Linked DNA regions of Homo sapiens: region 2 is linked to region 1. A link is an interaction called in ENCODE POLR2A ChIA-PET data of the cell type or tissue named here. Cell type or tissue: Panc1. All regions are shown on one strand. Each heading gives the region's core, and the rest is flanking DNA. Links, peaks and the distances in the headings are about the cores only.

Region 1 (10,490 bases), core at 2,855-6,854:
GCAAGGTAGCGCACCTGTAGTCCCAGGTACTCGGGAGACTGAGGCATGAGAATCCCTTGAAACTGGGAGGCGGAAGTTGCAGTGAGCTGTGATCGTGCCACTGCACTCCAGCCTGGTTGACAGAGCAACATGCTATCTCTAAAACAAACAAACAAACAAAAACTCAGGTTCCCACACCCTCTAAACCCTGCCTGCTCTCAGGCTACAGAGACCTCTCCAGGAGGCTGAAGTGCCCTTACCCCGACCATCTGACCAGCCACCGCCCCATGCCCGTGCCCCACCGAGGGCGGAGGCTGCTCACTGCTCTGTTTTATCTCTGGCCTCTGATCCTGCATTCTTGTGCCAGGGCTTAGACCCAGGGCAAGGTCTTAGACCCAGGGCAGGGGTAGGGTTAAAGGCTTTCAACCCAGGGGCCAGTGCCTTAATTCATGCAACAAATGTTTTCTGGCTGTGTGCTTTATTCATGTGAACCAGGAAAACAGAAAAATATGACAGTGTTTCCAACAGAGGTTTATAAGTGCTATGCAGGGCTGGTGGAAAGAGTAGAAACTGAGAAAGATAAACTTTACCCACTTGAAGGGAAGGAGGGCAATGTTACCAAGAAGGTAACATTTGAGTTGGGTCTTCAAGGATGAATAGGAGTTCGGCATGCAAAGAGAGTTAGAAACCAACTTTTAGGAGTGGGGAGGGGCTCTCATGTGCTACATACAATCTGAGGCACATTATATAAGCCTAATCCCATTTTACAGATTAGAAAACTGGGGCTCAGAGGGTTAACTTGCCCACATTCACCTAACTGTAAATGGCAGAGAAACAGGATTTCAAGTCCATGCCCATCCTATTGCCCCAGCATTCACAGAAAGCAGATGGAGACATTCGTGTGTGAAGCACACAGGTATGAAAAGATGTACCAAGTTTGGTGTGGCTCAAGTACATGGTACCTAAGGGAGTAGGTGAGAGAGAAAGCAGAAGAAAAAGACAGCAACAGGACCCTCAGGACCCTTGGGTGCCAGCTGAGAATGTCTGGAGATTGAATACTTGCTGAATGAAGGAGATGGGACTCAGGCCTGCTGTGTATGATTTTGTGGGCTATGCAGTGCATGGTCATACATGGCACCCTGCTTGGGCTTTATCCCATAGGTAATGAGGATGAGATAGGAAGCGGGACTGCACTCCAGAGGCAGGGCTTGGACACAGGTCCAAACTGAGGACTAGCTAAAACAGGGATGGGGTGGGAGGAGCTTTCCATAAGACACACCCACCAGTGTGACATGTCAGTTTACCATTGCCGTGGCAACACCCAGAAATTACCACCCCTTTCCATGGCAGCAACAACCTAATGACCCAGAAGTTATCACCCTTTTTCTACAAATCTCTGCATAATCTGCCCCTTAATTTGCATGTGTTTAAAAGTGGGTGCAAATATGAGTGTGGAAGCTACTGAGCTGCAGCTCTCAGCACACTGGGGTAGCCCTGCTCTGCAGGAGCAGTCACAGGGCTGTGACACTGCCACCTCTAGAAAGCTGCTTTCTTCTATCACCGCTTGCCCTTGAATTATTCCCTGAATGAAGCCAAGAACCCTCCCAGGCTAAGCCCCAATTTGGGGCTCGCCTGCCCTGCATCAGGGAGACATGTCAGCTGAGGAGTAATTGACCAGATTTCTGCTTTAGAAATATGGCAGTGGAGGCAGGAGATGGCATCTGAGGCCCAGGCTGGGGAGAAGGGTGCTGGGATGAGAACCTGGAGTTCAGACCAGGGAAGGGATGAGAGCCTAAGAAGAGGAGCTCTCACCCTGAGACAGGCTGGTGCAGGAGTCTGCTCGATCCAGGCCTGGGTCCCTGGTTCCCTCTGAGCTTGGGAGGACTATGTGAGACAGAACAGGACCAGGGGCCTGCATTCCCCCTTGTATTATTCATCTTCTCGGGCTGCCATAACAAAATACCATAGACTGGGCAGCTTACACAACAGAAATTTATTTTCTCACAGTTCTGGGGGCTGAAAGTCCAGGATCAGGGTGCCATGATGGCCAGGTTTGGATAAGGACTCTCTTCCTGGTTTGCAGATGGCTGCCTTCTCCCTGTGTGCTCACATGGTCTTTCTTCAGTGTGTGTGCATGGAGAAAGAGATCCCTCTCCCTCTCTTCCCTTTCTTATAAAGCCACCATCCTGCCGGGCACGGTGGCTCATGCCTGTAATCCCAGCACTTTGGGAGGCTGAGGCGGGTGGATCATGCACTCCAGCCTAGGCGACAGAGAGAGACTCCGTCTCAAAAACATAAATAAATAAAATACAATAAAATAAAGCCACCATCCTATCTGATTAGAATCTCACCCTTGTGGCCTCACTGAACCTTAATTACCTCAGAAAAGCCTTATCTCCAAATATAGTCACATTGGGAGTGAGAGCTTCAGCATGCGAGTTTGACGGGACACAGCTCAATCCACAGCACCCATCCAGGCAGAGTCCTGCCCGGTCATGTTCCCCATCCCCACCAAGCTGCAGTCCTGGCCAGGCTGGAGCCCTCAGCCCCAGGAAAGGAGACCCTCGATTTCCCAGGCTCCCAGGGCCAGCCAGGGGCTTCTTTTGTAAGTGTTTCCTGGAAGGCTTTTCAGTGTTCTCCTCTCCCCATCTGGACTAGCCAAGAAAGGCAAGTAGAGCTTGGCTGGAGCAGGCCTGGGGGTCAGGCAGACAAGCCAGGAAGGAGGGAACCAGAGAGGAAGAATGAGGAGGGGGTAGGAGGGCAAGCAACACACACTCATTCATTCACGCATTCAACAAATATGCGCTGCACTCCCAGTGAACTACGCAGAGCCAGGCAGGCAGGGTTGGCCAGGAGCTGGGGGAGGGGCCTACGTGTGCCCCAGGAAGCAATGTTCTCCCCTCCAAGAATTCAGACTTGACACCCTGTGAACACTGACAAGGACATATCCTTAGTTCACTCCGCTCCCATCTATGCATGCACACACATACACACGCATGCACACACACACATGCGTGCGCGCGCACACACACACACACACACACTTGCTTCTTCTGCATCAGGAACTGGAAGCCAGCCAGGTGTGGTGGCTCATGCCTGTAATCCCAGCACTTTGGGAGGCTGAGGCGGGCAGATCACTTGAAGTCAGGAGTTCGAGACCAGCCTGGGAAACAAGGAAAAACCCCATCTCTACCAAAAATACAAAAATTATCCAGGGGCGGTGGTGCATGCCTCAGCTATTCGGGAGGCTGAGGCAGGAGAATTGCTTGAACCCAGAAGGCAGAGGCTGCAATAAGCCGAGATCATGCCACTCTACTCCAGCCTGGGCAACAGAGTGAGACTCTGTCTTAAAAAAGAAAAAAAAAAAAAGAAATGGAAACCTGGGTGTCAGGCAGATCTGGTGGCAGGTCCCTTCTGCCACTGGTTAGCTGCACAGTTTGGGGCAAGTCACTTCTCTGGGCATTGAGCCTCAGTTTCCTCAACTGTAATACCCACCTCACAGAATGAAGTTTGTGGGAAGCCTTATAAATGCACCAGTCATGAATGCACTTCAGAGTCTCTGGGGTGCTGTATAAATGCTCCTTATGGGAAGGGCAGCATATCTGCAGCTCTCTCACTGAGCACTCAATGTGTGCTGAGTGCTGGGCCACGGGAATGAGGGCTCCATGAAGAAAGAGACTCGTCTAGTTCACCACTGAATCCCCAGCGTCTAGAACAGTGCCTGGCACATGGTAGGTCTGTAGTATCTGTTAGAAGCTTTGCCATATGTTAGCTCATTTAATCTTGACAACAACACTACCTAAGTACTATTATTTATCCTCATTTGATGGACATGAAACTGTGGATTCAAAAATTAGGTAAATTTCCCAAGGTTCAACCATAAGTGGCAGAGTGGGATCTGAACCCAGGCAATCTGATCCCATGGCTGCTGATGATAATGATGACGATGGTGATGGAGATGAAAGCAGACATTTGGAGTTTATTGAGCCCAAGGTCATCAAATCCAATACCCTGCCTTCAGGCACACCAGGACAGGGTTGTCTGTCCCTCCTGGTGTCTCTGCCAAATGCCTCTTCTTCCATTGGGGGTTAGGTTCCCCCTCCCACCCTGATCCCTAGCCCCAGGCTACTCAGGAAATTGAAAAAGTCATGCCTCTCTCTTTCTGCCTAGAAGCCAGCACATCTCCCCTGTAATCCCCCACCCAGAATCTTCCATCAGGACCAAGGATCCAAACCAAATGCTCCAAGCAAATTTACCTCCTCCTGCAGTGCTTGAAACCCACTCCTGCCAGAGCAAGTCTCCTTCGTGGACGCCCCATAATGAGACCCAAGGATCCTGGCTGGGAAAGACAGAGACCCCCGGGAAACCACTCTACCCCCAGCTACTTGTGAGTAGATGGGATGGGGAGAAGGGAGGGAAGACAAGCAAAGAGAGAGGGAGACAAAAATAAAAAGTCAGGGCCAGGCACGGTGGCTCACACCTGTAATCCCAGCACGTTGGGAGGCTGAGGGGGATGGATCACCTGAGGTCAGAAATTCGAGACCAGCCTGGCCAACATGGTGAAACCCCATCTCTACAAAAATACAAAAATTAGCCTGGCGTGGTGGTGCACACCTGTAATCCTAGCTACTCGGGAGGCTGAGGCAGGAGAATTGTTGAATCAGGGAGGCAGAGATTGCAGTGATCACGTCACTGCCCTCCAGCCTGGACAACAGAGAGAAACTCCTTTTCAAGAAAATAAAAGACAGGAAAAAAAGAGAAATGGAGAAACAGAAAAAAATAAAAAATAAAAAAAAATAAAAGAGGGCATGGAGAAACAGACCAGGAGGAGGGCCATCCGAAAAGAAGGAAACCCAGAGAGAGAACAGGGCCAGAAGACAGGAGACCCAAATCGAGGCAATCTACAGAGACACATTCCCTCTTACAAAATGGAGAAATAAGTCAGGCCCAGTGGCTCACACTTATAATCCCAGCTCTTTGGAAGGCCGAGGCAGGCGGATCATTTGAGGTCAGGAGTTCGAGACCAGCCTGGCCAACGTGGTGAAACCCCATCTCCACAAAAAAGTACAAAAATTAGCCAGACATGGTAGCACATGTCTGTAATCCCAGCTACTCGGGAGACTGAGGCGGGAGAATCCCTCGAACCCGGGAGGCGAAGGTTGCAGTGAGCTGAGGTCACACCACTGCGCTTCAGCTTGTGACAAAGTGACGGAGACTCCATCTCAAAAAAAAAAAAAATGAAGAAATAGGGCTACTAGGTGCCAAGGGTACAGAGCACAGGAGAAAAGCATCTATGGGCAGTAGGCATTGAAGAGACAGGCAGAAAGCCCCTTGCTACATTTATTCAGTAATCATTCAGTATCTGCCTCAGGCCTCCTGTTTATCTGGCACTGTGCTTAGCCCTTAGAGATGGGGTTGGGACACACTTATGCTAAAAAATTATTTGTTCTTTATCTGAAATTCACACAGAACTAGATGGCCTGTGTTTTTTATTTTCTAAACATGTAGCCTGGAACTACACTGATGAATGAGGTTCCTGACCTCATGGAGCTTATAAAAATGAAGGATAGCCGGCGGTGGCTCATGCCTGTAATCCCAGCACTTTGGGAGGCCGAAGCGGGCAGATCATGAGGTCAGGAGTTCAAAACCAGCCTGACCAACATGGTGAAACCCCACCTCTACTAAAAATACAAAAATTAGCCGGGTGTGGTGGCGGGCGCCTGTAATCCCAGCTACTCAGGAGGCTGAGGCAGGAGAATCTCTTGAACCCGGGAGGTGGAGGTTGCAGTGAGCCAAGATTGCGCCACTGCACTCCAGCCTGGGCAACACAGCAAGGCTCCCTCTCAAAAAAATAAAAAGAAGGCCAGGCGCAGTGGCTCACACCTGTAATCCCAGCACTTTGGGAGGCCAAGGCGGGTGTATCACGAGGTCAGGAGATCGAGACCATCCTGGCTAACACGGTGAAACCCCGTCTCTACTGAAAATACAAAAAAATAGCTGGGCATGGTGGAAGGCGCCTGTAGTCCCAGCTACTCAGGAGGCTGAGGCAGGAGAATGGCGTGAACCTGGGAGGCAGAGCTTGCAATGAGCCAAGATTGCACCACTGCACTCCAGCCTGGGTGACAGAGCAAGACTCCATCTCAAAAAATAAATAAATAAAATAAAAAATAAAGAAAGAAAAAGAAAAAGAGGGACAAAGATACAGAGTAACTGCACTGTGAATGCCTAACTAAATATTCTTCCATTGAGAAGATGCTCAAGGTGCTCTGAAATGAATACTCAGGAGAATTGACCTGCTCAGGGAAGTCAGGGAGGGCTTCCCTGAGGAGGTGATGATGGCTGAGATGAGAGCTGAAGAAAAATCCATTGTCAGGGGGTGTGGAGGAGGGGGCATTGGGAGCATTGAAAGCAGAGGGACCAGCATGTGCAAAGACCCTGTGGTGGAAGGGAATGCAATACAGCCAGTCTGGCTAGCGGCCCCAGAGAGCAAGGGGGTGTGAGGGGCAGGGGGCCTGGTGAGGTCAGCAGGGGCTAGGCCAAGCAGGACCTCCAGCTCATGTTGGGGGCTTTGGTCTTGACCCTTCCCTGAGAGGCCAGGGAAGCAAGAGGCTGACAGGACTCAATTTCCTGGTATTGTAGGAAGAACTGATTGGGGGCCAGGTGCGGTGGCTCATGCCTGTAATTTCAGCACTTTGGGAGGCCAAGATGGGTGGATCACATGAGGTCAGGTGTTCAAGACCAGCCTGGCCAATATGGTGAAACCCCATCTCTAGTAAAAATATAAAAATTAGCCGGGTGTGGTGGCATACGCCTGTAATCCCAGCTACTTGGGAGGTTGAGGCAGGAGAATTGCCTGAACCCAGGAAGTGGAGGTTGCAGTGAGCCAAATTGCACCACTGCACTCCAGCCTAGGCAACAGAGCGAGACTCTGTCAAAAAAAAAAAAAACCTGGCGATTAATAAGCTGAGAATGGCTGTGGAATAAGCAAGGGAAGCAATGGTGGAGGCTACGTCTAGGACCTGGATGGAGGCAGGACAGCAGGGATAGAGTGGAGAGGTACTGCGAGTTAAAATCCACAGGACTTCAAGATGGAACAGGAGTGAGAAGTAGGGGAGGGGGTTATCTAGAAGGACTCCCAGGGTTCCAGCCTACAGGAATGATGATGGAACCCTCTCCTGAAATGCGGAGGGCCAGGAGGATCCAGCTTAGGATAGGGATGAAAACCTGAGTTCTGAGTCAGGGCCCCGTCCCACCCCTCCCATCAGCCAGGCAGGACTCTCTGAGATACCCTCATGAGGACCATCCTCCCAGACAGGGCAGCCAATCATTCTCCCAAGTTGCCAAGATGGAAACCAATGCATGGTGGAGGAGAGGAGGAAGATGAACAGAGAACCACCCACTTTGCCCTGCCTGAAGGGTGGGGGCCGCCTGAGCCCTCAGACAACGTGTTTGGGGGCAGGTGTGTGGGGAGATCCCTGGTGCCTCACCCTCACTTCCTCCATCCACCTCCCCTCCCAAAAGCCAGGCAGCCTTGGCATTATGACAGAGCCTATCTCGCACTGCGGAGGGTCTTTTGTGGTGGCAGGAGAGGGCATGCCTCGGTTCCAGGCAGACCACGGAGTAGTGTCGGGGAGCAGCACGCAGGAAAACCCAGTGATGGGGCAGATTTAAGAGGTAGGGGGAGGCCAGGTGTGGTGGCTCATGCCTGTAATCCCAGCTCTTCGGGAGGCTGAGGTGGGTGGATCACCTGAGGTCAGGAAATCGAGACCAGCCTGGGCAACATGGTGAAACTCAGTCTCTACTAAAAATACAAAAATTAACCAGGTGTGGTGGCGTGCGCCTGTAATCTCAGCTACTCAGGAGGCTGAGGCAGGAGAATCACTTGAACAAGGGAGGAGGAGGATGCAGTGAGCTGAGATCACGCCACTGTACTCCAGCCTGGGTGACAGAGTGAGACTCCATCTCAAACAAACAAGCAAACAAAAAAAGAGGTAGTGGGAGAGGGAGATGGAGAGGGAGAAAAGGGACAGGAGCACAGGACAGCAAGACACAGAAAATGGAAAGATAAGAACCAAATAAGAGAACCAGGACCAGAGGCAAAGGAACCCACAGAAAGACAGAGGCATAGATAGAAAGACGGCTAGCTGGCTGGGGTGGCTCATGCCTGTTATCCCAAAACTTTGGGATGCCGAGGCAGGAGGATGGCTTGAGCCCAGGAGTTTGAGACCAGCCTGGGCAACATGTCGAAGCCCTGTCTCTACAAAAAAAATACAGAAATTAGCTGGGTGTGGTGGTGTACACCTGTGGTCCCAGCTATTCAAGAGGTGGGAGGATCTCTTGATCCCAGAGGTTGAGGCTGCAGTGAGCCATAATCACACCACTGCACTCTAGCCTGGGCGACAGAGTAAAACCCTGTCTCAAAACAAAAACAACAACAAAAAAAAGAAAGTTATCCAAGTGCCAGCTTTTTTTTTTTTTTTTTCTTTGAGACAGAGTTTTGCTCTTGTTGCCCAGGCTGGAGTGCAATGGCGCGATCTCGGCTCACCGCAACCTCCACCTCCCAGGTTCAAGCAATTCTCCTGCCTCAGCCTCCTGAGTAGCTGAGATTACAGGCATACGCCACCACGCCCAGCTAATTTTGTATTTTTAGTAGAGACAGGGTTTCTCCATGTTGGTCAGGCTGGTCTCGAACTCCCGACCTCAGGTGATTCGCTCACCTCGGCCTCCCAAAGTGCTGGGATTACAGGCATGAGCCACCTTGCTTGGCCTCAAGTGCCAGCTTTCTTGTTGCACTGAGCTCTCCTGTCCCAGGAAGGCTTCTGCCACCTGGGCTGTCCTCAGGGACCCCACGGGGCTAGGGTAGGAAGAGTGAAGAGAAAGGCAGGACTGGGCAGAGGACCCTGGTCCCCTTATAAGAAGCCTTCAGCCCTGCAGCCACCCAGGACTGCTTCCTGTTTCCTTTTTTATTCATTTATTCATTCAATAAGCATTCGTTGAGCTCCTACTGTGCACCCGGCTCTGGAGATTCAAGTGTAATTAAATAAGACCAGCATGTGTTTTAGCAAAACAGGGGAACCCAAGAAACAATTGTGAAAAACATTATGCAGGAAATAAACAAGATGGTAGAAAAGTAAGGTTGAGGGAGATTCTTTACCTAGGATGGTCAGGGAAGGACTCTCACGGGAGGTGACATTTGGCTGAAGGCTGGAGGTAGGGGAGCCAGCCTTGTGAAGAGCAGGGGTGAGAGTGATTCGGCAGAGGGAACAGCACGTGCAAAGGCCCTGAGGTTGGCAGCATCACACTAAAGGGGCTGGAGAAACTCGGAGAGAGCTCTACAGGCCAAGGAAGGTATTCAACAGGAGGCCTCTGGAGGGTGTTACACAGGGTCCTAACCAGATGCCTCTCCACTGCCTTCATCTGCCCCTGAGCTCAGGTACATAAGGCCACCACATAAGTGTGTGGTCCCCAGCAGGACCTCACACACTTCCGTCCCCCTCATGTAGGATCATGGCTCTTCTGCCCAGAAACTGCACCCCCTTCCTTCCTTCCTCCCAAATGAAAGCCCCTGGCCTAGCTTCACCTCTCTGGTGCCCGAAGTGCCCCTTCCTATTTAGGTTCCCCTTTTTATCCCACCAGGAGACACTGGGGGAAAGAATACTGCCCTGAGTTCTAATCTGCTTCCACCACCAGTTCATTTACACCTTCCGACAAGCCAGTTCAGGCCCATCGAGGCCTCGGTTTCCCATCTTCATTATGGACCTGCCAGAGAGGAACATGCTGGTCCCAACCCTGCTCTTCTTGGGGATGACCTTTCTCAGCCACAAGATAGAGCCATCTCTTCCCTTCCCCTGAACATGTGCACACATGCGCACACACACACACACACACATGCACACACACACCCTGCTCTCTCCTCTCCAGCCGTGACCCTGCCCTGCTCTCCCCAAAGCCTCCTGTGTGGTCTGCCCCCTCTCCTACCTCCCACCCCAGAACCTTGAGATCTGCCTCCTGGCAGCCTCTGCTCGTCCCCCTTTTACCCCCTCCCTGCCCACCTGCCACTTAGGATTGCACCGACCCTCCTGTCCTCTGCCAGTGTCCCAGGGCTGCTGACTGCAGACAGTACAACTGGAGGCTGGCCCTTCCCTGGCCTGCAGGGCCTTCCCCACTCATTAGAGCCCTAAGAACATCCCCGTGGAGGGGTTTACAAGGCCCATTTGCAGTCTTTTTTTTTTTTTTTTTTTTTGGGGACGGAGTCTCGCTCTGTCACCCAGGCTGGAGTGCAGTGGCACAATGTCGGCTCCCTGCAGCCTCCACCTTCCAGGTTCAAGCGATTCTCCTGCCTCAGCCTCCCGAGTAGCTGGGAATACAGGCACGCACAGCCACACCCAGCTAATTTTTGTATTTTTAGTAGAGACGGGGTTTCACCATGTTGGCCGGGATGGTCTTGATCTCCTGACTTCATGATCCACCCACCTCGGCCTCCCAAAGTGCTGGGATTGCAGGCGTGAGCC
Region 2 (10,490 bases), core at 4,271-8,270, 130 kb after region 1:
TAGCTGGGGAACCAGTACCGGCCCCTGGTGCACTGTCCAGCTCTGGAGAGATAAAAGGAAGAGCTGGTGCCTTCCAGTGGACTACTTCATCCTAGAAGCCCTCGGGATGCACGTTTCACTGGAAGAAAGGCCTAGCTTGGGTAGGTCCCTAGAAAGAGGGGATACCCCTGGAGGAGGGGGTATCCTATTACCCCCACTCTCTAAAAGGAAGGATGGAAATGTACATGCTACCCAAGGACATTCTTCTAGAAGAAGCCTGGCTCTTTATATATGTTGTCATTTTATCCTCACAGCAACTCCAAGAGATGTTTTACAAATAAAACAGGTCTCAGCAAGGCTATGTGGGTTGTCCAAGATCACATTACTAATAATAAAGAGTAGAGCAGGTATTTGAACTTCCTGCTGCCAAAGCCCATGTTCTTACCAAGCTAGGCCAATTCAAGGTATTTTTCTGAGCACCTTCTATGTGGACACCCTGGGGAACCTGCCCTTGTAGACCTTAGGGAGCAACAGCCATTAAGCAAATAATCACTGTATGCACACACAATTGCAAACTGAGATAAATGCTATTATGCTCTGAAGAATTAACATAGGTACCTAATTTAGGTTTAACTAAATTAGGGAAGAACTCAAATAAAACAGACCTACCATAAGAGAAAGTTTGTAAGTTAATCAGGCAAAGAGTAGAAAGGAGTGTAGTTCCAGTTAAAGGGCGAGTCTGTGCAAAGGCCCTGGGGTTACAGCAGTTGATGAGTTCATTGAAGGAACTGGCAGAAGGCTAGAATCATGGGGCACAAAATTCAAAAGGAAAAGGTACACAAGACCAGGCTAGAGAGGTGGGCTCAGGCCAGACCAGGGGGGCTTATAGGCCTCAGTAAGGCTTTTGGATTTTATCCTAAATGCAAGGAAAAGCCATAGAAAGGTTCCAAGCAAAGGAAAGATCAGATTTACAGTGTAAAAAGATCTTTCCAGTAGTTGTGTGAAGAATGGATTATAGGAGGGCAAGAGAGACCAGGTAAAAGCTACTGCAGCAGTCCAGGCATCAGACAAGGGTGGCTTGGCCTAGGAAACTGGAAGTGCTGATGGACAGAGGAAGGTGGATTCAATAAACATTTTAAAGGTACAAATAACGTGGGGGGGTGGGGGTAAGGGGTATGGGAAAAGAGGTAGCAAAGAGACTTGTGTGTGACTTACGCATCAGTGAAGTTCCTGAGACTGCAAAGCAGAGAAGTCCACTGGGCTGCTGGACAGGTGGATGTGGGGCCCTGAAGTGCAGTCAGGGCTACAGATGGAATGCTGGGGTCTGGGGGCAGGTATGCAAATCTTGACAGTGGATGAGACTAATGGCGAAGAGGACAGAGTGCTTCCATGCCTTCGGGATCTTTCAAATGATGGAGCAAGGCTCTGCGCTCACAGCTGCAAGGCGCTAAGGGACCTGAGACTCTGTCCCTGCCATCAAAGACCTTGTGGTCAGGAAAAGATGTCCCAAATGGTTACAGCTCATGGCAGGAACAGGGGAGAAGCAACTTCTGGGTAGCGAGATGAGTGTTGTTAAAAAATAAATAAGGACCCACAGGCATTCTAAGTAGGGAGGCAGAGTGTGGCAAGCAAGGGGGAACATCTGTGAAGATTTCTGGGAAGAGGCGGCATTCAAGATGTTCCTTGAAGGATAGATAGGATTTCCGGAGCTGGAGAGGAGAAGCTAGGGCAAGAGGCCCGTTCTGGGCAACAGCAAGGTCATGGGGCAGGTCAGAGCAGAACACAGTGTCCTGGGGCAGTGGGAGAAGTGGGAAACAAGGAAGGCTCTGGCCCGCAGCTGGGGCTGGGGGGCCTCCAGCGGCAGCTGTCTGCAGGCCTGGGGCCCCATCCTGCTCAGCCTTATCCCTCCCTCAGCTCCTTCTCAGGGCTTTGCGTTTAGTAAGCCCTCAGCAGGTGCAGGCCAAACTGGCCCCCACTTGTGCCAGGCAGGGCCCCCTCCTGTCCCCAACCCCATCTGGAGGGGACAACAAACAGGAAATCATGAGGCCCAGTGCCAGGTGGACACTGGCTCCCAGTATAGAGTGGCACCATCCCCCAAGACAGTACCCAGCTCTACCCTGCCCCTCACTATCACAGCCTTGCTGGGTACGTGAAACTCACCAAGGGCCTCAGCAGGAAGCAGGCGACCGTGGCCTAACGGCAACTCGCCCAGCCAAGGAGAGATTAGAAGTTTTGCTCTATTTTTTTATTTTTATTTATTTATTTGAGACAGAGTCTCGTTCTGTCACCCAGGCTAGAGTGCAGTGGTGTGATCTCAGCCCACTGCAGCCTCCACCTCCCGGATTCAAGCAATTCTCATGCCTCAGCCTCCCAAGTAGCTGGGATTACAGGTGTGCACCAGCATGCCCAGCTAATTTTGGTATATTCTGTAGAGATGGGGTTTCGCTATTTCGCTATCTTGCCAAGGCTGGTCTTGAACTCCTGAGCTCAAGCAATCCTCCCACCTCGGCCTCCCAAAGTGCTGGGATTACAGGCATGAGCCACCGTGCCCACGCTTTTTTTTTTTTTTTTTTTTTGAGTCCAAGTCTTGCTCTGTTACCCGGGCTGGAGTGCAATGGCGCGATCTCGGCTCACTACAACCTCCACCTCCGGGTTCAAGTGATTCTCCTGCCTCAGCCTCCCGAGTAGCTGGGATTATAGGTGTGAGCCACCGTGCCCAGCCAGAAGTCTTGCTTTAAGGAGGAGGAAACAGATTTGGAGAGAGCTTGGGTGACCTGCCCAAGGCCACACAGGAAGAACTGTCCTTTAAGACTCCTGCCCATGGAAGGCCCTTGGTCTGTGGGCTGGTTGAGGTTTCCAGCAACCCAGAAGTCAAAATGGGGAGGGGAGCACCTCTATTTCTGACAGCCAAAGGTTGAGTGGCCTCCAGTCAACCCTGGGAGGCCCAATCCCTCGCTGTGCCCCAACTCCACAGAGGAGGAGGAGGAAGAAGGCACTGCCCCAAAATGACTTAGAGATGGAAACCACTTCCTCTTCCCACAGACACTACTCCCTCAAAGGGCAGGCAGGCCTGCACTGGTACAGCCCCATAAGCAACACATCCCTTGGCATGGGGTAGACACAATACCTCGGCCCTGACCCACCTAAAAGGAAGACGGGCTTCCTTCCCTGAGTTCCCTCCCCGCGTCTATGCTGGGATCTTGTCCAGAGGGAACCTGTGCATTATCCTTGCTGGGAGATAAAAGGTGAGGGACCCCATTTTCATTAAAAACTCCATGTCATGTTCTTTTGTCTGACTCTACATTTCGGACTCCAAGAAAGGCATTGCTAGGCAGCACTCCCTCCACCTGGGCTGTCCCTCTGCCTGGGCTGTCCCTCCGCCTGGGCTGTCCCTCCTATTGTCCAGGGAAAGAGTGGGAAGCAGGGAAGGAGGCAGTATGCACAGACTGCAACAGCGAGGAAGTGGCAGAGGATAGGAAGAAGGGAAGGACACAACCTCCTCCTTTCTGCCTTCTGCTGGGGCTCACCCAGACCCTCGGGCATTCCCCAGTCTCTAGGCACACGAAGCAAACATGCAGCCACCCTTTTGGGGCTCCCATCCCCGGCTCCTCTGTTGATGGCTTGCAACTTCTTTGCCTCCATCCACAAATTGAAACAAATTAAGAATAAGAACTGTGGCTTTTACATTCTGTTCCTTCAGTGTCTGGAGATCGGGGGGAGGGTGCCCGCTGAGTTCTGCAAACTCCCGTGGGCTACAGCGGGCAGATTTGGGGGTGGGGATGGTGTGAACAGATTGTATCCACAGCTTCCAGGACAGGATGGAGATCTGGCCCAGGCCCCTTATCTTTCTTTCTCTCCAGCCTTCAGGATCCAAAACAGAGAGGAGGGGGTATGGCTTGGGCCTTCCCTACACCCCCTACCGGGGAAAGGTAGGTTCTAAGGCAGAGAAAGGGCCTCTACAGTGGGGAAGGGGGTTTCAGTCAGCACTAAGCCCCACCCCCCACACTTCCCACACCCAAGAGTGTGCCCCACAATCCACTCTCAAAGCTGCCTATGTAGATGGTGGAAAACAGCCCAGCTTTACAATCCTACAGTCATGATTCTGCAGTACTTTAACCTCCCCCAGCACTGTGTCCTCTGTGTAAGTGGGGATAATGTCCCTCTTCCAGGATTGCAGGGATTAAAATTTGTAAAACACAGACAAAGCCCCTGACACACAGTAGGTGCTCTATAGATGTTAGCATCCCATTCTCTCCAGCTCCCACCTACAAAGGGTCTGGGTCACGGCCAGGCACAGTGGCTGATGCCTGTAATCCCAGCACTTTAGGAGGCCGAGGCGGGCGGATCACAAGGTCAAGAGATGGAGACCATCCTGGCCAACCAACATGGTGAAACCCCACCTCTACTAAAAATACAAAAATTAGCTGGGCGTAGCGGCACACGCCTGTAGTCCCAGCTACTTGGGAGGCTGAGGCAGGAGAATCGCTTGAGCCCGGGAGGCAAAGGTTGCAGTGAACCGAGATCGAGCCACTGCACTCCAGCCCGGGTGACAGAATGAGACTCCGTCTCAAAAACAAAACAAAAAAATAACAACAAGCCGGGCGCGGTGGCTCATGCCTGTAATCCCAGCACTTTGGGAGGCCGAGGCAGGCGGATTGGGAGGTCAGGAGATCGAGACCATCCTGGCTAACATGGTGAAACTCCATCTCCACTAAAAATACAAAAAATTAGCCGGGCATGGTGGCATGCATCTGTAGTCCCAGCTACTTGGGAGGCTACAGGAGAATGGCTTGAACCTGGGAGGCAGAGGTTGCGGTGAGCCAAGATCGTGCCACTGCACTCCAGCCTGGCTAACAGAGCTAGACTCTGTCTAAAACAAATAAATAAATAAATGAATAAATGTCTTTGGCCAGGTGCAGTGGCTCACACCTGTAATCCCAGCACTTTGGGATGCCGAGGTGGGCGGATCACCTGAGGTCAGGAGTTCAAGACCAGCCTAATAAGGAGGAACCCCATCTCTACTAAAAATACAAAAAAATTAGTCCAGCATAGTGGCGGGCGCCTGTAATCCCAGCTACTCAGGAGGCTGTGGCAAGAGAATCGCTTGAACCTGGAGGCAGAGGGTTTCAGTGAGCTGAGAGATTGCACCACTGTACTCCAGCCTGGGCGACAGAGCAGGACTCCGTCTCAAAACAAACAACAACAAAAAAGAAACATGCTCAGAGAGGTTATCAGCAAGTTGTATGTGACATAAATGTCCAAGTTGTTGTTGTTTTTGAGACAGGGTCTTGCTCTGTCACCCACCAGGCTGGAGTGCAGTGGCGTGATCATAGCTCACTGCAGCCTCAACCTCTCAGGCTCATGCAATCCTCCCACCTCAGCCTCCCGAGTAGCTGAGACTATAGGCACACGCTACCACACCTGGCTAATTTCTTCTCTTTGGTAGAGGCAGGGTCTCACTATGTTGTCCAGGCTTGTCTCAAATTCCTGGGCTGAAGTCCCTACCTCAGCCTCCAAAAGTGCTGGGATTACAGGCAGGCGCCACTGCACGCAGCCAGTGTCTTAAGTTTTATTTTATTATCTTTTTTTTTCGGAGACAGAGGCTCGCTCTATCCCCCAGGCTGGAGTGCAGTGGCATGATCTCGGTTTACTGCAACCTCTGCCTCCTGGGTTCAAGCGATTCTCTAGCCTCAGCCTCCCGAGTAGCTGGGATTACAGACACGTGCCACCTCGCCTGCCTAATTTTTGTATTTTTAGTAGAGATGGGGTTTCACCATGTTGGCCAGGCTGGTCTCAAACTCCTGACCTCAGGTCATCCGCCCGCCTTGGCCTGCCAAAGTGCTGGGATTACAGGCATGAGTCACCACGCCCAGCCCAGTGTCCAAGTTTTAAACTCAGCACTAAATGCCTACTCCACAGCCCCCAGTCAGACCCCTTTGCCCATGGAATTCCCAGGGTGAACAAAAAAAGGCAGATCAGTTCTCCCCTCCAGCCAAGAAAGGTTAAGAACCCAAACGAAAGACCACTCCTCTTTAAACACTCTGTGCCCTAAGTCACTCCCCCTCCCAGCCCCAACACCAACACACAGACAGGCTGACTCTCCCTCCTTAGCTCTGGATTTAATTCCCCCAAAACACACTCAGCTCTCTAACCCTCTCACCCAATACACACAAGTCATTAATCCCCTTCCCAACACACACCCAACCGTGACCCCACCCCCAAAACACACACAGCCCTGACCCGTAGTGCACACAGAATCTGAGACCTCCACAGTAAACACCAGTCTTCAGAGACCAAGCCCCAGGGGCCAGTTTAGGGGGCGGGGAGAATCGCCGGACCATCTCTAGGGCTCCCACCCTGGCTGTAGCAGAACAAATACACAGCCCTCCCCACAGTGACCTGGAGAGGGTTTCTGTTGGTCCCATAGGCTACTAGGTCTCTGAAGGGCGCACCCAGGCCACCTAATGTGCTGCCTCCTCCCCACCTGGGGAAAGGGATGAGGGGGAGGAGGGACCCAACACCTTTGTTGGATGGGGAATGGGAGTAGGAAGCCTCATCAGCAAGAATTCCTACAAAAAGGGTATGGGCAGACTGGGGCATACCACTGCTCCTGCAGGAATGGAGGACCATGGATTGCCACCTCTCCTGGGAACTGCCTCACCCTCAGCACCAGCCCTAAGGCCAGGCAAGCAGGGAAGGCTAAACTGCCTCCATCTCTGAGGCCAGGCATGTGATAATTTTATCTGCCATGCTTTCCTACTCAGAGCTCAGGAGCTCTGTCCACCAGGCAGCCCTGGCTCTGCAGAAGGAGGGAGATGCCAGGCTCCCTCAGACCCATGGCCACACCTTGTCCCAGAGAAGAGGAAGGTCAGTGAGAAGCTCAGAAGCTAAGGGTCTGGGCAGGGAGAGAAGTTGTTGTTGTTTACTAGGGAGAGGGGAGGGGCAGGGAAACCAAAAGGCTCACAGAGGGAGGGGGCAGGAAGGGGGCATTGCCTAACCTGGGTGGAGAAAGCCGAAGAAGGCTACACTTGCCTGAAATGTGGGCACCCCACCCACATTTGGGGAGAAGGTTACCAGGATGGGAAGCCTTCCCCACCCACCTCTAAGAAAGAGGAAGAAGCTTGCAACATTGAGGGGAGGGGAAGGCAAAGCATTTGCTCCCTCTGGCCAGGATGGGCAAGGATGGGGCCAGGCCCCAGCCCCCACCTCCAACCCTCCAATGAGCCCAGGCTCCAGATGGACAGAGTGTCTGGGAACTCTGTTGCCATCACCTGGGTTAGGACAAGTTGTCCACAGGCACCAGGTCGCAGGTCCCTAACTCCTCCCCCGTCAAAAATCCTACCCTGAGCTGGGTGCAGTGGTACATGCCCATATCTCCAGCACTTTGGGAGGCCAAGATAGGAGGACTGCTTGAGCTCAGGAGTTTGAGACCAGCCTGGGCAACATGGTGAGACCTTGTCTCTATGAAAAATCAAAAAATCAGCCTGGTGTGGTGGCACGCACCTGTAGTCCCAGCTACTCGAGAGGCTGAGGCAGTAGAACGCCTTGAGCCCAAGAGTTCAAGCCTGCACTGAGCTATGATCATGCCACTGCACTCCAGCCTGGGAGACAGAGTGAGACCCTATGAGAAAAAAAAAAAAGAAAGAAAGCCAGGCACAGTGGCTCATGCCTGTAATCCCAACACTTTGGGAGGCTGAGGCGGGCAGATGACTTGAGGCCAGGAGTCCAAGACTGGCCTGGCCAACATGGCAAAACCCCATCTCTACTAAAAATACAAAAAAAATTAGCTAGGTGTGGTGACACGCACCTGTAATCACAGCTACTCGGGATGAGGCATGAGAATCGCTGGGAGGCCGAGACTGCATTAAGCCAAGATGGTGCCACTGCACTCCAGCCTGGGCAACAGAGGAAGACCCTGTCTTAAAACATAAAAATGGCCAGGCGCGTTGGCTCATGCCTATAATCCTAGCACTTTGGGAGGCCAAGGCGGGCGGATCATGAGGTCAGGAGTTCAAGACCACCCTGGCCAATATGGAGAAATCCCGTCTCTACTAAAAATACCAAAAGTAGCCGGGCATGGTGGCGTACGCCTGTAGTCCCAGCTACATGGGAGGCCGAAGCGGAAGAGTTGCTTGATTCCGGAAGGCGGAAGTTGCAGTGAGCCGAGATCGCACCACTGCACTCCAGCCTCGGTGACAGAGCAAGACTCTGTCTCAAAAAAATAAATAAATAAATAAAAATAAAACCCTACCCTGTCAGGAAGCAGACAGTCTTCTAGTTCCAGTGATCCAAGTCCAGAATGTAAATCACAGTCCCTTTAAATGCAGTGAATATTCTACAAAGATACACCAATGCATTCCCTAGTAGCCCCAAACCCCAGAGGCTGGCCTCTCCCCATCACTAACACAGACTATAGGACCAGACCAGAATCAGAGTCCCCAGACTCCATCCATCCCATACTCCTATATGAGGTGGAGAGAAGAGACAGCAGAAACAGAAGATGAAGGTTTGATAAGGGGTGGCAGGAGAAACTGAGGCAGCACCTGCCTGCCCCCTGGCCCCAGGGCATAAAGGGCGGGGAACACAAAGAAACACAGACATAGAGTCCCTGCTCCTGGTGGCTGGTGGAGCCTGGGAGGGAGGGGGCCACAGCTAAGCCAGAGGAGGCGATCCAGGAAGCAGTGGTGGTGGTGGGCACCCAGCCAGTGCGGGCAGTGAGGCGCCCAGCCAGGGCCTGCCCCAGGGACAAAGAGACTCCCTGGCTCCGGGGAGAGAGCGCTGCCCCCACACTGAGAAGGGGGCACTGACCCAGCCCAGCCAGGCACATAGGGCAGTGGTGCCAGGCAGCTTGCCAGCAGCCGTGAGAGGGGTGGTGGGTGCACAGGGCAAGGTGTGCAGTCCCTGCTGGCCAGGAGAGGTGGGGACACGTTTCCCAGGTCAGCAGCTGACCAGCCGGCCAGCCAGCAGCCCATGGCCCATTCTGCTGCTTCCACCCTCTCCCGTCCCAGGCCAGGCCCCGGCTCCCTCCTCCCCCCAGCCCTGGCCTGGCGCCCAGCTGGGCCCTGGGGGCCAGAGTTACTGTAAGCGGCCTGGCAGGCCCCAGCCCTGGACTCTGCCAGCTGGCCAGAGCTGCCGCCACCTCCCACTACCTGGCTCGGCCAGCCGGCGAAGGGTACTGAGACCCCTGCCCAGCCAACAAGTGACCTCCATGGCAGAGGGTGGAGGCAAGGAAAACACAGGCCCTGCCAAGACCATGCATGCGTCCGAGGCCAGAGTCCAGGCCAAGTGTCCCCTCCTGGGACACTCACCCTATCCACCCAGCTAGACCGTGGGCCCCTCCCTCTCATCCTCCCCACAAAGGGAAGCACATCCTAGCATGGCCGGGGGTGGAGCTGGCAGGGGGAGAGGTGGGGTTCCAGCCAGCCTTCCTCGGTCTGCTCCTTCAAGCCCTTTCCCTCAGAGGCACTGAGTGGGGGTGGGGCGTAGGTGGTGTGCTGCTCTCACTCTAGGTAGAGCTGCCATTTCCATCAAATGTCAAGAGGTTTGTTTACCCACCTCCAACCTGTGTGTCCAGTCCTTGGAGCTATTTATAAGGCCCCAACAGCAGAGCACAGAAGAGGGGTGCGAGGGCCACTGCAGGCCAGAACAGCATGGTTTCATCTCCCCCTCTGCCACCCCCAACTTCAAACACAACCACCATGATCAGCCTATAGGCCATAGGGCTTTCATTTTTAAGACCTCAAATGATGGTCACCCCAACTGGAGAAGACCTTGTCGCTCACCGTGCCTTCCACTCACAGCAGAACAGACGTGCCCAGAGCCCAAGCTCTGAGGCCTGCCACCCTCCACAGTCCCTTCCCACCCCAGCCCCCACACCCAGACTTACTGGCTGGGGATGGTGTGCTATATCCACTAACTGGAAGCTGGTGCTGGAGAGTGGTCAGAGCGCCTGGCGGGGAGAGTCCACCCAGCATAGGGGGGAAGAAGAAGGCGTAGGGAGGCACCGGGTACCCATTGAGGTGCCCGCCCCCAGGTGTCGGGCAGGAGCTGCTGTTGCTGGCCATGCCAAGCGGCCACAGTCAGAAGGGAGGCAGACAGTCTGGCAGGGGGCTCTGGTGGGCTTCAGACCACCCCTCCTCGGGGCATGGGGCCTGGGCCCAGATGGGGTTTGGGTGGTCAGCCCACCCGCCCTGTCCTGGAGCTGCTGTCCAAAGAGGGCAGGCTAATCTCAGTCTCCTGGAGCCCCCACCCTAGCTGGGGGCCAGGTGGGTTGGGGGATGTCTCAAGAGCCGGTCCTTTGGTCAAGCAGTTCTGTGAGCTGGCACTTTTCCTGGGAAGGTCCAGAGCTGGCCTTCAGGGCACCAAAAAAGATGCCACTCCTAGATGGGCCCCAGCTAGGTGGCTGAGGGGGCCATGTCCTGTGATGCTGCAGAAAAAAGAAAGACAGGTGAGTGGGCACTGAAGAACAGGCACACAGGCATTCCCCGTGGAGCTCCCCAACCTGGGCTGCC

Evidence for each region. ChIA-PET counts read pairs that join two places held together with the same protein. Peaks named below come from ENCODE experiments on the same cell type or tissue, not always from the same donor. Only the 100,000 strongest peaks of a DNase experiment are listed, where the experiment ranks them.
Region 2: POLR2A ChIA-PET joins it to region 1 with 5 read pairs; 3 of 35 experiments call an interaction of 5 or more read pairs at or near these places.

The regions. Positions count from the first base shown.
Region 1 is chr17:40,463,532-40,474,021 of GRCh38, reverse strand. No RefSeq gene overlaps it. Among named protein-coding and RNA genes, the nearest start is that of IGFBP4, 25 kb to the right of the region's middle. RefSeq lists enhancers at 1,464-2,353, 2,354-3,245. In Panc1, for the core only: no CTCF peak of the experiment used is centred there; no DNase peak of the experiment used is centred there.
Region 2 is chr17:40,330,772-40,341,261 of GRCh38, reverse strand. It overlaps RARA (retinoic acid receptor alpha), which reads right to left. Exons shown (of 9, transcript NM_000964.4): 2 at 9,866-10,405. The coding sequence starts at 10,043. RARA-AS1 (RARA antisense RNA 1) reads left to right here. Exons shown (of 3, transcript NR_110861.1): 3 at 1-395. Among named protein-coding and RNA genes, the nearest start is that of RARA-AS1, 7.1 kb to the left of the region's middle. In Panc1, for the core only: no CTCF peak of the experiment used is centred there; no DNase peak of the experiment used is centred there; H3K27ac peaks cover 2,360 bases.